2 separate regions of the Mus musculus genome follow, and region 1 is linked to region 2. Evidence: chromatin loops called from intact Hi-C (ENCODE). Cell type or tissue: left cerebral cortex. All regions are shown on one strand. Each heading gives the region's core, and the rest is flanking DNA. Links, peaks and the distances in the headings are about the cores only.

Evidence for each region. Peaks named below come from ENCODE experiments on the same cell type or tissue, not always from the same donor. Only the 100,000 strongest peaks of a DNase experiment are listed, where the experiment ranks them.
Region 1: it touches region 2 in a loop (2.5-fold over the local background); 7 of 42 quality-filtered maps call a loop at or near these places.

The regions. Positions count from the first base shown.
Region 1 is chr8:81,065,525-81,073,394 of GRCm38, reverse strand. No RefSeq gene overlaps it. Among named protein-coding and RNA genes, the nearest start is that of Gm9725, 37 kb to the right of the region's middle. In left cerebral cortex, for the core only: no CTCF peak of the experiment used is centred there; a DNase peak (open chromatin) is centred at 3,786.
Region 2 is chr8:81,337,518-81,345,387 of GRCm38, reverse strand. It overlaps Gm51582, which reads left to right and starts at 2,735. Exons shown (of 2, transcript XM_030243908.1): 1 at 2,735-3,134. The coding sequence starts at 2,746. It overlaps Inpp4b (inositol polyphosphate-4-phosphatase, type II), which reads right to left and starts at 2,826. Exons shown (of 25, transcript NM_001024617.3): 1 at 2,591-2,826. In left cerebral cortex, for the core only: a CTCF peak has its summit at 3,728 (motif pointing left); DNase peaks (open chromatin) are centred at 2,865 and 3,601; H3K4me3 peaks cover 1,453 bases; H3K27ac peaks cover 912 bases.

The sequences.
Region 1 (7,870 bases), core at 2,180-6,179, 270 kb after region 2:
AAAATCCTAAGTTCCAGGGAGTCCTGGAACCAAGATGGTGACCGCTGCTCCTGAGGCCGAGGCCGTCTCCCGAGCCAGACGGACACCTGTCCTCTGGTCCGGATGGTGGCCGGTTGTCTGTGGCCCGCCCAGGCTGCTGCCTCAGCGGCTCTGTGCTTCTGCCCGTCCCAGAAGCTGTCCGTTTCTCTGGCGCACCCTCTAACCTGTTCAGACTAATTTCCTAAATTCTGCTGAGTCCCGGAACCAAGATGGCGACCGCTGCTGCTGAGGCTGAGGTCGCCTCCCAAGCCAGGCGGACACCTGTCCTCTGGTCCGGATGGTGGCCGGTTATCTGCGGCCCGCCCAGGCTGCTGCCTCAGCGGCTCTGTGCTTCCGCCCGTCCCAGAAGCTGTCCGGTTCTCTGGTGCACCCTCTAACCTGTTCAGACTAATTTCCTAGGTCCCGCGGAGTCCCGGAACCCAGATGGCGACCGCTGCTGCTGAGGCTGAGGCCCGAGTATCTATTTCTCCCCATGCTTATCAATATGTATTATCGTATGTCCTTTTGACAAAGCCACCCTAAGAGATATGAAATGACAGCTCTCACTTTATGTACCAATTTTCCTGATGGTTAGTGATGTTGATGTTTCTTCACATGCCTGTTGGCCATGGGTGGGTCTTTCTTGGTTAATGGCTACTTAGATCTTCTCCCATTTTCAAACAGGGCTATTGTCTTGCTATTTATTTGTTTGAGTTCATCACATATTTTGGACAATCAGTGGTGTGATTTGCAAATATTTCCCCTATTCCTTAGGTTGCTTCCTCACTCTTTTGATGGTTTCTTTCACTATGCAGAAGATTTTTTTCTTTTTTTTTTCTTTTATTTATTTATTTTATGTATATGAGTACACCATCGCTCTCTTCAGACACACCAGAAGAAAGCATCAAATCTCATTTCAAATGTTTGTGAGCCACCATGTGGTTGCTGAGAATTGAACTCATGACCTCTGGAAGAGCAGTCAGTGCTCTTAACCACTGAGCCAAGTCTCCAGCTCTATGCAGATTTTGAATATAATGAAATCCTATTTGTTTCCTTTCATTTTTATTGTTGACTTTTCTTGTTCTTTGGTATTATACCAAAAACTTATTGCCCAGACTAATATTACAGATCAATTTAATAAACCCATGTTGTTAGGCTGGAACTCCTGCCCGTCCCCTGCACAAGTTGGGAAACCCTGTCTGTCCTCCTTCCCCCAACCCCACTCACACAGAGAAAACTCCCTGCTTGAAGAAAACTCCAGGCTATCATGTTTATCACTCCTGTCTTCTTGTTTCTGGAAACTCACCCAAGAGTGCCTGCCCAGGGGCTCAGTTTTTTACTATGGATGGAGACAATCCTAGCACCTAGGTCATACATCATCACCCCGTGCCCAGGACCCACTAAACCCCCTTGCTTTATCCTGGAAGTGTGACTTCACTGACCTCTCTACCTGTGAGATCGGCGAACACAGGAGAGCTGCCTCCTAATAAACCTGCCTTTATCTCTTTTAAATCTGGTCTATTTTGGCCTCTATCTGTGTCATCAAGAGAGAGAAAAAATTATCATATGATGTAACAGTATAAGACAGCTTGCCTTGATTATATAATCTTTCTAGTAACTTGCAGTTTCATATAGAGATTTTTCTTTCTCTGTAGATCAGGCTGGCCTCGAACTTAGAGATCCACCTGCCTCTGCCTCCCAAGTGTTCGGATTGAAGGCCTACACCACTTCCCAGCTGCAGTTTCATATCTTATCGTTAAGTCTTTAATCCATTTTGGTTCTGTTTCATTTTTTTTTCTGACAGTATGATGTAAAACTTTAAGCTCAGACTAATTTTTTATTAAAATTATATTACAATTACTACTGGGGGTTTCAGACGACAAGAGGGAATCAGACCCAGTTCTCTCCTTTACATGATTTGTGGCAATGAAACTCATGTTGTCAGGTTTGTGTGCCAGAGCCTTTGCTGAACCATCTCTCCAGTCCTAGCGTAACTGTCAAAAGTACACTGGGCTAAATAACAGCTCCCAAGACAGCTGTATCCTCATCTCAAGAGCCTGAGCATATGTCTTAGGTAACAAAGGGACTTTCAGGAGTGATTAATGTTTCTAAGTGTGGAGAATATTATGAATTATCTAGTTGGGCCAATGAAACTGCATGCTTCCTTGTGGAAGGGAAGCAAGGGTCAGAGGCAGAGAGAGGCAGCAGAAGGATGCTGCAGCGTTAGTTTTGAAGGCAAAACATGGGGCCCCATTCAAGGACAACCAGCAGCTTCCAAAGCTGGAAGGAACAAGCTTCTCCCCTGAAGCTTCCAGTACCCTGACCATGCCTTGAGCTCTGCATAATGAGACAGCATGATTTCTACCCTTCAGAGCTAGAAGACTTGTTCTTTCGAGCCAGTACATGTGTGACCGTGCCTCGGTAGTAACAGAACCAGACCCAGGGGTCCCTGTATTACATTTAAGGTCCTGTAGTCTGTAATGTAATTCTGTCATTCCCTAGACTGAGCGGGCTCCTGCATACCTGAGGCATCCACCACATTTTTCATCCTGTTGAGATGTAGTTTGTAAACATTGTGTTTAGAATCTTCATAACCAGGGCCATAAATGAAAGCAGCTTTTGGTTTTCCTTTCCTGTAATAACTGTGTCATATATCTGAAATCCTGAACTTGTAAAAGGAACTGAGAAATGCAGCTTCTTTTATTGTTATGTAGACATGTTTTATAAGTAGAATTATCCTTTCCTTAAAGGCTCCATAACATATACCCATGAGAACTTAAGAGACAGGGACTATTGTCATTTGCTGGAATTTGAATGCTCTTTCTGATTTTTTGTATCTTCTGAATTGATGGTGGAGAATTACATTTTCTGAAGTCATTTGTTCAAGCTTTATCCAACCCACTAAAGCAAAGCTGTAGTAGTTGCTACTTTTATAATTTAATCTTACATGTCGTTATCCGTACGCTTTAATTTCTATTATTATTTCATTGTAACTTTTATCTTGTGACTAGTTCGGAGTAATTAGCTCTCAGTTTAGTTAATCTTGTAATTTGTTTAATTTACATTCCCTTCAATATTTATTACTTTTCAGTCATATTGTTTCCAAGTTTATAAGTAACCATTGCATTTTTTAAAGAAACTGAATAAAGTATAACTTTTATCAAATAATTGTAGCCCCCCCCCAGCCCTTTGAAATATTATTAGTCTGGTTCCTTCCTGTCATTTGTGTAACATTCACAACTAAGCTAATTTTTCCATCATCTTAAAATAACAACTCATCTAACCTCAGAACTAAACTAGCTAGTACCATGTAATAGTCAAGAACTTTTCCCTGGAAGCCTAGAGTTATCCTCAGCCCTAGTTAAGGGCAGCCCTGGAAAGGAAGTCTGCTGTACTCAGCTGGTTCCATGCTCCCAGCCTCTCAGTTCTCCCCCATGAACTCTCATGCTCAGACAGAGGAAGAGTGCTTTCATCATTACATTAGTTAAAGAAGAATCTATGCTGTTATGGAAAAAAATCTCTAAAATAATGGCTTTAATAAGATAAAAGCTTATTTTCCCTCAAAAAGAAAAGCAAGAAGTCTAGATTCGTGAGACACTTAGTTCCATGAGGTCATTGGAGACCCAGCTTCCTTCTTCTTGCTCCATTACCTCAAGACTTTTGTCCTCATCAGTATTCTCCAGACTGGCTCGCTGTGATCCCTGCAATACAGATAGCAGGGAGGAGGAGGAGCCAGAAATGGAGACCATCCAAGACAGGCAGTTTCCTCTTTGGCAAGCGATACAAGTTTCATATCACACCTTCCCACTCTCTCATAGCACAAGCATCTCACTTTTTCTCTCCGATTCTGAAGCATCTTGCTTACCAGAGAAGTACTTTTAACTTAGGAATAGAAAAATATCCAGACAAGTCCTGATTAAGGGCTATGGCACAGTCCAAATGCCCAGCAAGCAGAGAAGGTGTGACAGTAAGAGCAGGGAGCATGCTGGTCACATCACATCTGCATGCAGGAGGCAGAGAGTAAATAAGAAGCAGGGCTGGGCTGTCAAGCCTCAAGATCCAGCCCCTGTGACCCATTTCTTCCAGCAAAGCTCCACATCCCAAGTATTCCACAGCCTTCTCAACCTTCTGCACCAATCAGAGAGAAGTGTTCAAATGCATGTGCCTGTGGGCACTTTCCATATTCTGACTACGGCACTTTTGAGGCACTTGACATATAAAGGCAGACAGAAAGGACCTGTGATCCAGAATAAACCTTTTCCCCCATAAGTTGATTTTGTCAGAGTATTTTATCACAGCAACAGGGGAAAAAATTTAAACCGTAAGCAATAACAAAACTGAATTAATAAAGATTAATAAAAATACATTTGTGTTGAGACATAGTGACACCCTTATAAGGACTGGAGAACTCCAGTTCTGATTCTCTATATTAAAAGTGAACTGTGTGTCCCGTCTGGCAAAGGGGTTGAAGCCTCAGTTGAGTTCTGCAACACGTGATGCTGCGGGCTCCTTAGCAACCTGCTACACTTGCTTTATGCTTTAATATTTCCAGAGCAAGAGGGAGCACTGCTGTGATGATTTCACAAAGACAGAGCAGACCTACTGCTCAGTAAACTTGGCTTAAAAACTGGCTGGACTGCATTCTTAACATAAATAGAGAGGCTGACCGACCTTATAAGCCTACTGGCCTTAGAAGCCAGAAGGCATTCTTCTAACCCCTCCCCCAAAGAGCTGCACTTTTCTCTCATTGGAAGTACATGTCAGGCCTCTACTCATAGACCTGGAAAATATAAGCAGTTTTCTGAGTCTCAGAACTATGCTCATGAGCAGACAGATTACAAAGTGAAACTGTATATGTGCTTGAATCAGAGTATTGTGGGGGAGCTGTGGCTAGAATGTTTTTATACAGCCTACTGAACTTTGCAAACTACGATGCACTGAGTGATTTGAATTTAGAATAAATTGGCTTTGAAGATTTCGTTGAGAATACATTAGTTCCAGAAGCAAAGTAAAAATGAAAATATTTCATTTTAAAGATTTTACTTTTACTCCAGAAATTTGGTCATAGAAACAAATTAAGTATTCAGATGTCAATCGTGCCGCCATTGTACTAACAGGATTGCCAGCATCTGTATGTAAACCTCTCTAATTAGCTGAATTGTGTAATCCAAAAACAAACAGTATAATGTGGAGTGAAAATTTCCAGTGTGTTCCCATGAATTAGCATAAGCAATGTCAGAAAGGCCAATTTCTTGGTCTTTCTTTCCACAACAGATATCCCTGATTTTAGATTAGAATTTGATGAATTAGCAAAATCATGGAGAAACCTAGGAACAGGTATGGTTGGGAGAAGGAGAAGAACTGGTATGAGTTGAGACCATTCTTATTTGCAAGAAACAATTCTGGCCTCAAAGTCAGAGATCCACCTGCCTGAGTGCTTGGACTAAAAGTGTATACCACCATTCAGAGCAAGAAACAATACTTAAACTAGGTTAGGTTAACAATAGATTTATTGACTAGAAATCTGCATGGCTGCAAGTCAAACAAGATCTAAGCCCACCCTGACACGAGCTAGGCAACCCATTGGGATTACCATTCCCAGGTTCAGGACCATCTCAGTCTAAGCTGTAGTGTGGAGACTGGCAGCTGTGATTCATAGAGAAGAGAAAACATTGCAAGGAAGAGACCTGATTAACTTAGGTTTCATGCACAGCAGGAAACTGCTCACTGGAGAGTTCTTGTATTCACCCCTGAGTCAGGCAGGTCTGGATGCTAACTCTACTAGGGTACAAGAGAAGTAGAAGTGGAAAGGTCGCTTACCTTTGTTACCAGCAGAAAAGAAGAAAAACTGGGTAACCACACACCCGGCTAGTCACATCGCTTCTCTTTCTTTAAGAGGCAGAAAGGAAAGGAGGGAGGGAGAAATGAGAATGATGGAAGAGAAGCGCCTTAGAGTCAAAATTAAATTTTTTTCTCTTTATTTGAAGTGTAAAATGAGGACTTTTTTCTTTATTTACAGAGACATGCATATATATTGAAACTAGAAGCAGAAAGATATCTGCACAGAATTTATAGGTATCCAGTTTTATTTCACATTAGCTTTTAGAGAAAGGTAGGTAGGTAAACAAAATAAGGGCCTTAAAATATCCATGTCATCACCCCTGGAATCTGACTATGCCATCTTCCATGCTGTCTTAGGATCTTGGCCATGGCAACTCTTATAAAGGAAAGCATTTCATTGGGGCTGGCTTACAGTTCAGAAGTTTAGTCCATTTCATCACGGTGGGAAGCATGGTGGCCTGCAGACAGATGTGAAGCTGGAGAGGGAACTGAAAATTTTACATCTGAATCAGTATGCAGCAGGAAGAGAGAGTGAGCCACTGGGCCTGTCTAGAGCTTTGAAACCTCAAAGCCAACTCTCCTCCTCCCTCCCTCCCCCATCCAGTGACACACTTCCTCCAACAAGGCCATGCCTACTTCCTATTAGCGCCCCTTCCTATGAACTTATGGGGACACTTTCATTCAAACCACCACACAGGACAAAGAGACTTTGAAAATGTGACTTAGGATACTTGGTCACATACAAGCAAAAATCACCTGGATTATTCAGGCAGACCCAGATCGATCTCTGCCATATTTAAAAAAAGACAATGATGAAGGAGGTCACATAGACATGTGGGTTTTGAACATGGGGAAAGAGTTCTAGGAGTTAGCCATGCAGATGATGTCTGACACAGGAAAAGCAAGAAGACATTGTCTTCTAGACTAAAGCTTTCAGAAAGGAACCTGGTTCTGCCAGCCCAATGAGACCCATTGGTCAGACTCCAGTCTACAGCTGAGAGAAAATAGATAATGTGTGTTATCTTCTGTCTTAGAGTTTGTGGTGACTTGCTATTGTACTGATAGAAAACTAACCTAAGGAGGCACAAACATAGATATAGGATTTTATTAAGAAAACACACAACACACAAAATCTGTATCATTTGCTTCTGGTGACAAACTGCAAAGTAGCTAAGCTCAGACCTTATTAGAGGATTCTTTGGTAAAAGAATATTATGTGAGGTATAAATTATACCATGTTCACAAGAGGTGTCAAAAGGTCAGTGGACAACTTTAGTTTTTTTGTTTGTTTGTTTGTTTGTTTTCTCTACTGACTCTTCTTCAAAACAGCCTATGTTGTGGGGAAAACTTTTAAAAGTTATTAAATCCTACAATAATTATACCTTCCCTTGGAGAACTTGAAGGTGCTTGTGTTAACAGGCTTAGGAGGGCAGGAGCCCTGATCAGGTAGACAACAGCCAAATGGGCTGTTGAGTTATGAGAGGACAGAGAGACTCAGAGGCATACACACCACCATTCTGAGCCGCCTGAGGAGCCCCCTAATCTTCAAGGACCTTGACTCAGGCCAAAGTGGGATTCATGGCTCAAATGAAATAGTGATATAACAATAATAATAATAATAATAATAATAATAATAATAATAATAATAATAATAATAATAATATAACAATATCAAGCCTAGTAGAGTTGGGAGTTTCCATTAAAGATAACATAATCCAGATTTTAAGCATAAGGGTTAGGAGAATAAGAGGCAATCATAAAGAAAGACATATCCAAGTGCATCTATTTATAATATATCCAACTCATACATGTTATTTCAGTGGCTCTCAAGCTACCTCTCAGTGACTAAGAAACCATTTCCTCTCTCTCTCTCTTTCTCTCAATGTGACAAGTGAGATGGATCAAGAATTACAAGATAAGGTAAAAGCAAAACTAACTAGGTTTGCACAACGGGTTTAGAACATGTACTCTCCCTGTAAATGGCCTTTCTGCTGGGATACCTGAAGGGAAT
Region 2 (7,870 bases), core at 1,872-5,871:
TTCACTTTGCATTTCAGAAAACTAAAGTGTGATTGCATCATCTTCTAACCAAAGCTGGCTGACCTGTCTACAGTACTAGGGCCAGATAGTATTTTGACAGAAGAATCTTGTAAGATTTAAAGTCATTCGATTGACTTGCATCCTCAGAGTGGAGCTGAGGCCAATATTCTAAGAGTACCTTCTGCCCAGAACACTGATGATTCTTTATATGTTTTGAGGGTCAAGACTCAGTTTATCAAGCTGTTCTCACTTTGTCAGAACAGAGCCCCGTATCAAACACCCTATTGGCCATCAGTTTATCACAAATAAATACCGGTTTACCTCATCCGTGAGAATACAATTTAGAATGATAAAAACCAATCAGAAAATGTTTCCCAATGACACAGAGCTTGTAGCCTCATCACAATCACGTTTCATAACCTTTCAAGGACAATCTCTTAAGTCACTATTGAAAGAAACTCACAGAAAAAAAAACATTCTATATTTTCTATTTTTTCTTTTAATGAAAATAGTTTTTTCATACATAGTATTCTGATTGCATTTTGCCTTCCTCAACTCCTAAGATATCCCCCCACCTCCTCCCACCTGAATCCACACCCCTTCTGTCTCTCATTAGAAAACAGGCATCTAAAGAAAAATAATAAAATAAAATAGGACAAGACAAAAACCAAAAATAGAAGAAGAAAAAGAGCCCCCCCCCAAAAAAAACCCACAAAACATACACAAGGCTCAGAGACACATATTCTCTCACATACACAGGACTCTCATAAAACGCCCCCTTTTTCCTTCCTTCCTTTATTTCCTTCTTTCTTTCTTTCTCTCCTTTATTTTTCTGCAGAAGCATTTTAACTTAGTGCAACTCCTACAGGTTTGAGTTTAAGGCCCATGTGCTGAGCCCAGAGGCACTGATCAATTACTGTGATTTCATGTCAATGTTTCCCTGGAGTATATCCCAAAGAACATGAGCTAATGTATTTCCTCCCACACCGAGTAAGCTGACAGTACCCACTTGTCCAAACCTCTCCTAACTCTACCTTTAACACAGCATCAGGCAGCCACTCTCTTGCTGAGTCTCTGAACCAAGTCAGATTGATAACATTCTGATTCCAGAACTCACTAAGAAAATTTCTGTGCGAACAAGTCCTCTAAATGTAGATGTACACCTATAAAAGGGGCCACCTAGTGCCCATCATAGGAGAGATGAACTCATCCCTGTCTTCTGCTCTTTCATGTATTTTATAGAGCTACACCTTTATAAATAACTTCTTTCAGACTGAAGGGAAATGTAAGCAAAATGTAATACCCACATAATGACCTCAAATGTCATTTTGGAAAGAGCAAGGAAGCCAGAATCAGGAGAAAGAAAAACATAAAGTAAGATGAACAAAGAAGACATTCTACATCATTTAGACCAGCGTGACTGAATGTCCCGCAGGGTTTCCCTGGTAAGTTGACGCTGCAGGAACCACATAATCAACTGAGCATCCTTTCCCTTAACAAACCTCGGTCCCCTAACAGCACTGCTGCCTCTCTCTCCTCTGGGGTTTTTCCAATAAGTTTTGTGTGGCTGCAACTATCTCATCAATATGCACATCCCTACCTATAAAGCTTCTGTCTCCAAACAGAAACCTCTGGGTGTCCTCTGGGGCAGAAACCACCTCCCCTGAGGGAAGCAAAATCAAAGGTGGAGAGGGGCAAACACCGGTGCCTCTGGTTCTCGCATCACCTAGAGCTAGCCAGTTGCAAGCCTGAAAGTCCATACTAGCAGCAGGCTCCTGGGTTTGCTCAGGACCCTTGTCCTGCTAGAGGGGCCAGATAAGCTCAAGTAGGCTGTAGTGCAAATTTGAGACTCCAGAGGAGCCTCTCATCACCCACTCTTACTTTGAAGCCCTGATTTTCTAACTCTTTCTTGACTTCTCTTTGGGGTAGGTAGAACATGAAGGTAGCCTAGGGGTAACAGGCCTGACTTGGGGGGGTGGTGTTGGGGGGACGGAGAGGGCAGGAGTTGCTGAAGGTGGGGCTGGAGATAGCCATGAAAAGAGAGCTCTTTAGGCAACTGCAACCCCAGCATGCCTTCCTTGTTCTAAGGACCAGGACCACTTCCTCTGAAGCAGGAGACAGCCAGTGACTGGGACTAGGGTTGAGAAGCAGTCCCTAAGCACTCCAGGTCGCTGCAGCACCTTTTAAGAACAGCTCAAAGGGACCATAAGCTGGGCCAGAACTCAGTGTCACCTGGGAGTTGGAACTCATATGTGTGTGCGTGTGTGTGTGTGTGTGTGTGTGTGTGTGTGTGTGTGTGTGTGGTGTTCACCCCAGACCAAGCGAGCTCCACTAGACAGTAATCAGGGTCACAGGGGTACCACCAGCAGCCAGGGTCCCTGGGAAGCAAGGCTGAAGGGACGATCTTGGCTGCAAGCTGGGAAACTTGATAAGAAACACACCAGCTGTCTCTCAGGCAGGACGTACTCCCCACCACCACCACCCTGAACTGTCCGATGCGCACGACTACAGCCTATGGATTCACCCATCCTCACCCTCCGCACCCTGCAAAATTCCCTCCCGAGCCCCAGGATCCCAGGCAGGATGTTACCTCTTGCAGAGGCTGAGTAGGGGGCGATAGCAGCGGCAGACACTTTTCAGGATGACTTTCCTGCGTTCTCCAGTGAAAGCGTGTGCGCCCAAGCAGAAGCTGTAACCTGCTATTTATAGCGGCGAGCTCAGCACCCGGGGCTGGGAACCCGGAGGATGGTAGCGTGCAGGGCGCGGGCCGAGCCTCCCCGCTCCCCGCTCCCTGCTCTGGGCTGGCAGCTCACGCTCCGCCCGCCGCCCCGCAGCGCGCGCCCGGGAGAAGTTGCTCCTCGCCCGCAGCTCACACGCCCCCTGGCACTGTCGCCACGTCCCCACCCCCAACGCCCTGCCTCTCTTCCTCCTCGTCTTAGGCTCACTCCCTCGGAGCGGTCTCCTCCCAATGTCACCAACCAGCCACCAAAGAGGAACAGCAGCAGTCTCGCAACTGGTGCAGCTCGCCTCCCTGCCACAGATGGAGTTGGTGGCCCGACCGCACAGCTCGAAATGACCACAACACGCTGCTTCTGTTTACTGACACCCACCACTCAGACTCTGCTGTCTCTGGGGTCAGCTGCCAATCCTGGGGTGCGGGATCACAGGGGCGAAGCGCGCGGGGCGGGGGGGGGGGGGGGCAAGGCAATCACAATGCGACCCGGACAGGAGAAGAGACTGCAGAAGGCGGAAATGTAAAAGGATGTGAGAAGGTAGCTCAGACTAGTCCCCACTGACTGTCCCTGGGAGGAGGATTGGGCGTTAGAGGAGTGTGAAGCGCTGTCCCACGTTCTGGTGACTTCTGCGTGTCACGGTCCTGAGAACTGCTTCTCCCTTGCCAGTGTTTTCCCCTAGACCCAGACTGAGCAGACCTGGGCACAGGGGCAGCCCACAGCCACTCCCCACCTTGCAGAGTGCCTAAGTGTTCCCAACCACCAGGCTCATGCCTTTGACAGCCTGGTTGTGTGGAGACAATCCGCCCTCGGTGTGTTTGAGGTGTCAGAAAATTTTGGTGTGTAATCACGCTGTCTGGAAAGAGACTGAAACTCCCCCACTTCCTCGCGAACAAACCCGAGGGGTGAGGGGTAGTCTGGATAGTCCGGCCTGTGGGGGTGGGGCAAATGACTCTCTCCATCTGCGCCTTACAGGTGCCACCTGGCGGCTTTCCTAGAGAGGTTTTGTCCACTCTGCTCAGAGGTAATTCTTCTCAGAGCTTACCCACAAAGGCACACTAGTCCTTTTTCTTCCTTGCAACCCTTTAAACTGGCACTCTAAATAAAGTAAAAACGCGTGTACACAAGTGTGACATTTGTCACACAAAGAGCCTGGAATCTTAAAGTCAGTGAAATCAATTTGGGTTAAGGCAGTGCTTAACAGTATTACAGTATTACAAAATGGGAAGCTGTGTCTGCCCCCAGCTGTCACCCCTGCTGTCACTGCCTGAATCGAGACATCCATTTACTTCCCAAGTATTTGCTACTAGATATTATCTTTGTTGATGAGGGCAGGGAGTTTGATGGTTTAAATTTATGTGTGTGGGGGCGGGGTGCTAGTGGTGGTGTGAGGGTGTCTTTGGTTGGTTCCGTTGGTTGATTGGGTTGGTTGGTTGGTTGGTTGGTTGGTTGGTTTGGGTTGGTTGGTGGCTGAGTTGGTTAGTGGGTGGGTAATTGAGTGGGTGGGTGGATTGGTTAGGTTGCTTGTTTGATAGGTTGGTTGAGTTGGTTAAGTTGGTTGGTTAGCTGGTTTGGATGGTTAGTTTGGTTAGTTGATTGGTTTGGTTGGTTGCTTGGTTTGGCTGGTTGGTAAGTTGTTAGGATTGATTCCTTTGGTCAGTTAGCTAGCTTGAATGATTAGTTTGTTTGGCTAGTGGGTTAGTTTAGTTGGTTGGGTTGGTTAGTTGGCTGATAGGTTGGTTGAATTAGTTCTGTTGGTCGGTTGTCTGGTTTGGTTGGTTAGTTCATTTGATTAGTTTGTTAGTTGGTTAGTTCATTGGTTGGTTGATTGATTGGTTGGTTTGGTTGGCTAGTTGACTGGTTTAGTTGATTGATTGGTTTGGGTTGGCTAGTTGCTTGGTTGGATTTGTTTGGTTGGGTTGGTTAGTTTGGTTTGGTTTGGTTAGATGTTTGCTTAGTTTGGTTTTCAGATACTTTCTTTAGCCTCTACACTCCCAGAGCTTGGAGTAGTATTGAATACACCATGGCTCCAACAAGTGCTTAGAGACTGACTCAAAACCCTGTGGGTTAGAAGCTGGGTTGCCTTCCTCTCACCCTAGTCCCCAAAGTCCTCCCTTGCTTTCTCTCCAATTCATTTCTGTTCTGCTCAGCCATTATGTCATCATAGGTGAACTGAAGGGGGAAAAGTGGGATTTTGAGGACCAACTTGTCCATTAGACCCTGTCACTCTTGAGGTGTTGGCTATGCACCTGTAACATGCAGTTGCCAGCCATCTTCATGCAATCTACTGGAAAAAATGGTGCAGATCATCTGCTGGCAGAAGTTCAGCCCAGAAAAATACACAGAATGGAAGACAATGAAACCGGAGCTCCAGAGCTTCACCTCACTAGGACTTATGCATCTGTTCCCTGGCCTCAGAGGAAAAAAAAATAGTGCAAAAGGAAGATGGAGCTCTTAGACAATGAGGTTAGATGCTGCCATAGAAGCATCAGAATCAGAAAATTGTTCCCTCTAAAATAGAGTTGTCAAGCAGAGTTACTGACTGGACAGGAACACTCAAAGTAAGGCGCCCCTCAAAAGCCCCAGTGTGATTAAAATTCAGACACAGGTCATTCTGACCAATCTCCTTCACAGAAGGATGTGGCATATATATGTAACTCAACTGGAAAGTTTAAAATAAAAGGAGGGGAGTGCTCTATCAGACCTGTGTACCACACAGCATTATAGAGATTTCCATCAGCCTGCTATGTACCTATTTTGGTTATTTGCTGTTACTTCCCCTGCTTAGGTCTGGAAGATGCCAGTGCTTCTGTGGCTTAAATTCATTCAACCTCTGCTTTCACAGCCCTGGAGTTTCAGCCACTTCTGCTGCTGAAATGAAACTCCATTTGCCAGGGAAGGACAGAATAGTTTCTCATTTCCTTTTGATATACCTTTATAGAGTCAAAAGTTAAAGGTGACTCCCAAGAGTTAGCATGCTCTCTAAAGCAATAAAATCAAGCCAGCGGCCATGAGTCTGGTATCACACCTCCTATGCAATAAGGTAGTTTGCTCACTTTCCATACATATATTCATTATCTTTAGAGAGGCCATCTGTGAGCATCTCTACTCTAACAATTTTTTGCCATTCAAAATTTCTTCTGAAATGTGTGGTATGGGACTTTGTCCTTAACCATAATTATCCATTCATGTTTATGATACTCAGCAAAGCAAGTCTTTGGTTTTGCCCATTTTTTTTCTCTTGTATGGAAAAGAAATTCTTTACTCATACCTTTAATCATATCCTGATTATAGTTTACCCTCTCTCTACTCCTCTCAGCTCTTCCCCACTGTATCCACTCCCTTTCTGTCTTTCATTAGGAAAGATAGACTTCTAAGAGACAACCACCAAACATTACAAAATAAAATACAATAAGATGAAGAAAAAACTACCATATCAAACTTGGACACAGCAACCCAACAGAAGGAAAAGAGTCCCAAGAGCAGGTACCAGAGTCAGAGACTCACTCATTATCACAGTAACATGTCCCATAAAAATACTAAGTTAATAGCTATAGTATACATGCAAAAGACCTATTGCAGGCCCTATGCTTGCTGCTTCAGTCTCTGTGAGCTCATGTGTGCCTTACTTGGTTCATTCCAAGGGCCTTTTCTCCTGGTGTCCTCCATGTTCTCTGCCTCTGAGGGAAGGGATTTGATGGAGACCTCCAACGTAGACACTCTCTCTGCATAATGTCTGGCTGTGGCTCTCTGCATTCATTCCCATATGCTGTCAGATGAAGCCTCTCTGATGATGACTGGGTAAGACATTTATCTACAAGTATATCATTAGAAATCATTTTATTGATTTTTTCCAGTAATATTTTAATTTACCCCAGATCTCTTCACTATCTAGTTTTTGGTTCTTGGTCACTTGAACTGTGTTGGGCATGGGTTCCTTTTCGTGAAGTGGGTCACAGATCAGATCACACATTGATAGGCTACTAGGCAGGACAGATTATAGGTCAGGAGTTCTGTGGCTGGATTGGTGTTCATATTTCTCTTTCAGTAGCCTGCAGAGCACTCTTCCATGCTAAAGAGACTAGAGCATACAAGTGAGGGTTCCAGATATACACCAGCTTGACTTTTCCATGTTCAATGAGTTGTGTGGGTGTTGTCCTCAGCAATGGGGCCCTGCTGTCACTTGGTGGAAAGCAGCCTTTTGTCTTAGCAATAGCTCGGGATGTTTGGTGATTTCCATGGGAACCCCTTAGCCAATAGCTTAATTGCATGCACTCTGATCCCACCAACGAAAGCTTTGCCTGGCTGTAAAAGGTGGTCAGTTGAGATTCCACACTGCCCATTTCCAGGAGTACTCATTAGGATCATCTTCATAGTCTAGGAAGTTTCACTGCACTCATGTTCACACCATCCCCACAAAGCCCCTCCCCAATCCCAGTCATCTCTCTTCAAATTCTCTCCCTCCACCCCACACCCTGCCACCTGATCCCCAGCCACCTGCACCCAACCCCACCTGGTTCCAATCTGCCCTTAATATCTGTTCTATTTCTTCTCCTATCGAGATTCGGGTATAGAGAGAATAAGCACTGTCTGCCAATAGAAAAGCTGATGGCCAATGAGCTGGGGGCAGGAAATGGGATTCTGGTAGACATCGAGAGAATAAAAGGAGAATTGGGGAAAGATTTGAGAGAGCTGAGATGGACTAGTCAGGGAGACAGAACTAAATTAGCAGAAAGCAGCTGAAAACTCAGGAAGATGCTAAGGGGGATGATGAGAGAGATGTGAAGAAAGAAGCAGGCCAGGACTGAAGAAGAGGTAACTAACTACATGGTACGTATAAAGTTGTTTAAATAGATTAAATAAGTTAGGAACTAGGCAGAGAATGAGTCAAAACCTTGTAGCTTAGGCAATTGATAATAAATAATTAACCTCAAAGTTGTCATTCCTAGAGCAAGAGCTGGAAAGGAAAAATGTATTTTAAAATTCTTTTAACATCCATGCACCACCTGCTAGTGTTTTCCTCTTTACCTGACTTCTCTGAGTCTATAAATTATAGCTTGGTTATCATTTTCTTAATGGCTAATATCCCTTATAAGTGAATACATACCATATTTATCTTTCTGTATTTGGTATTCCTC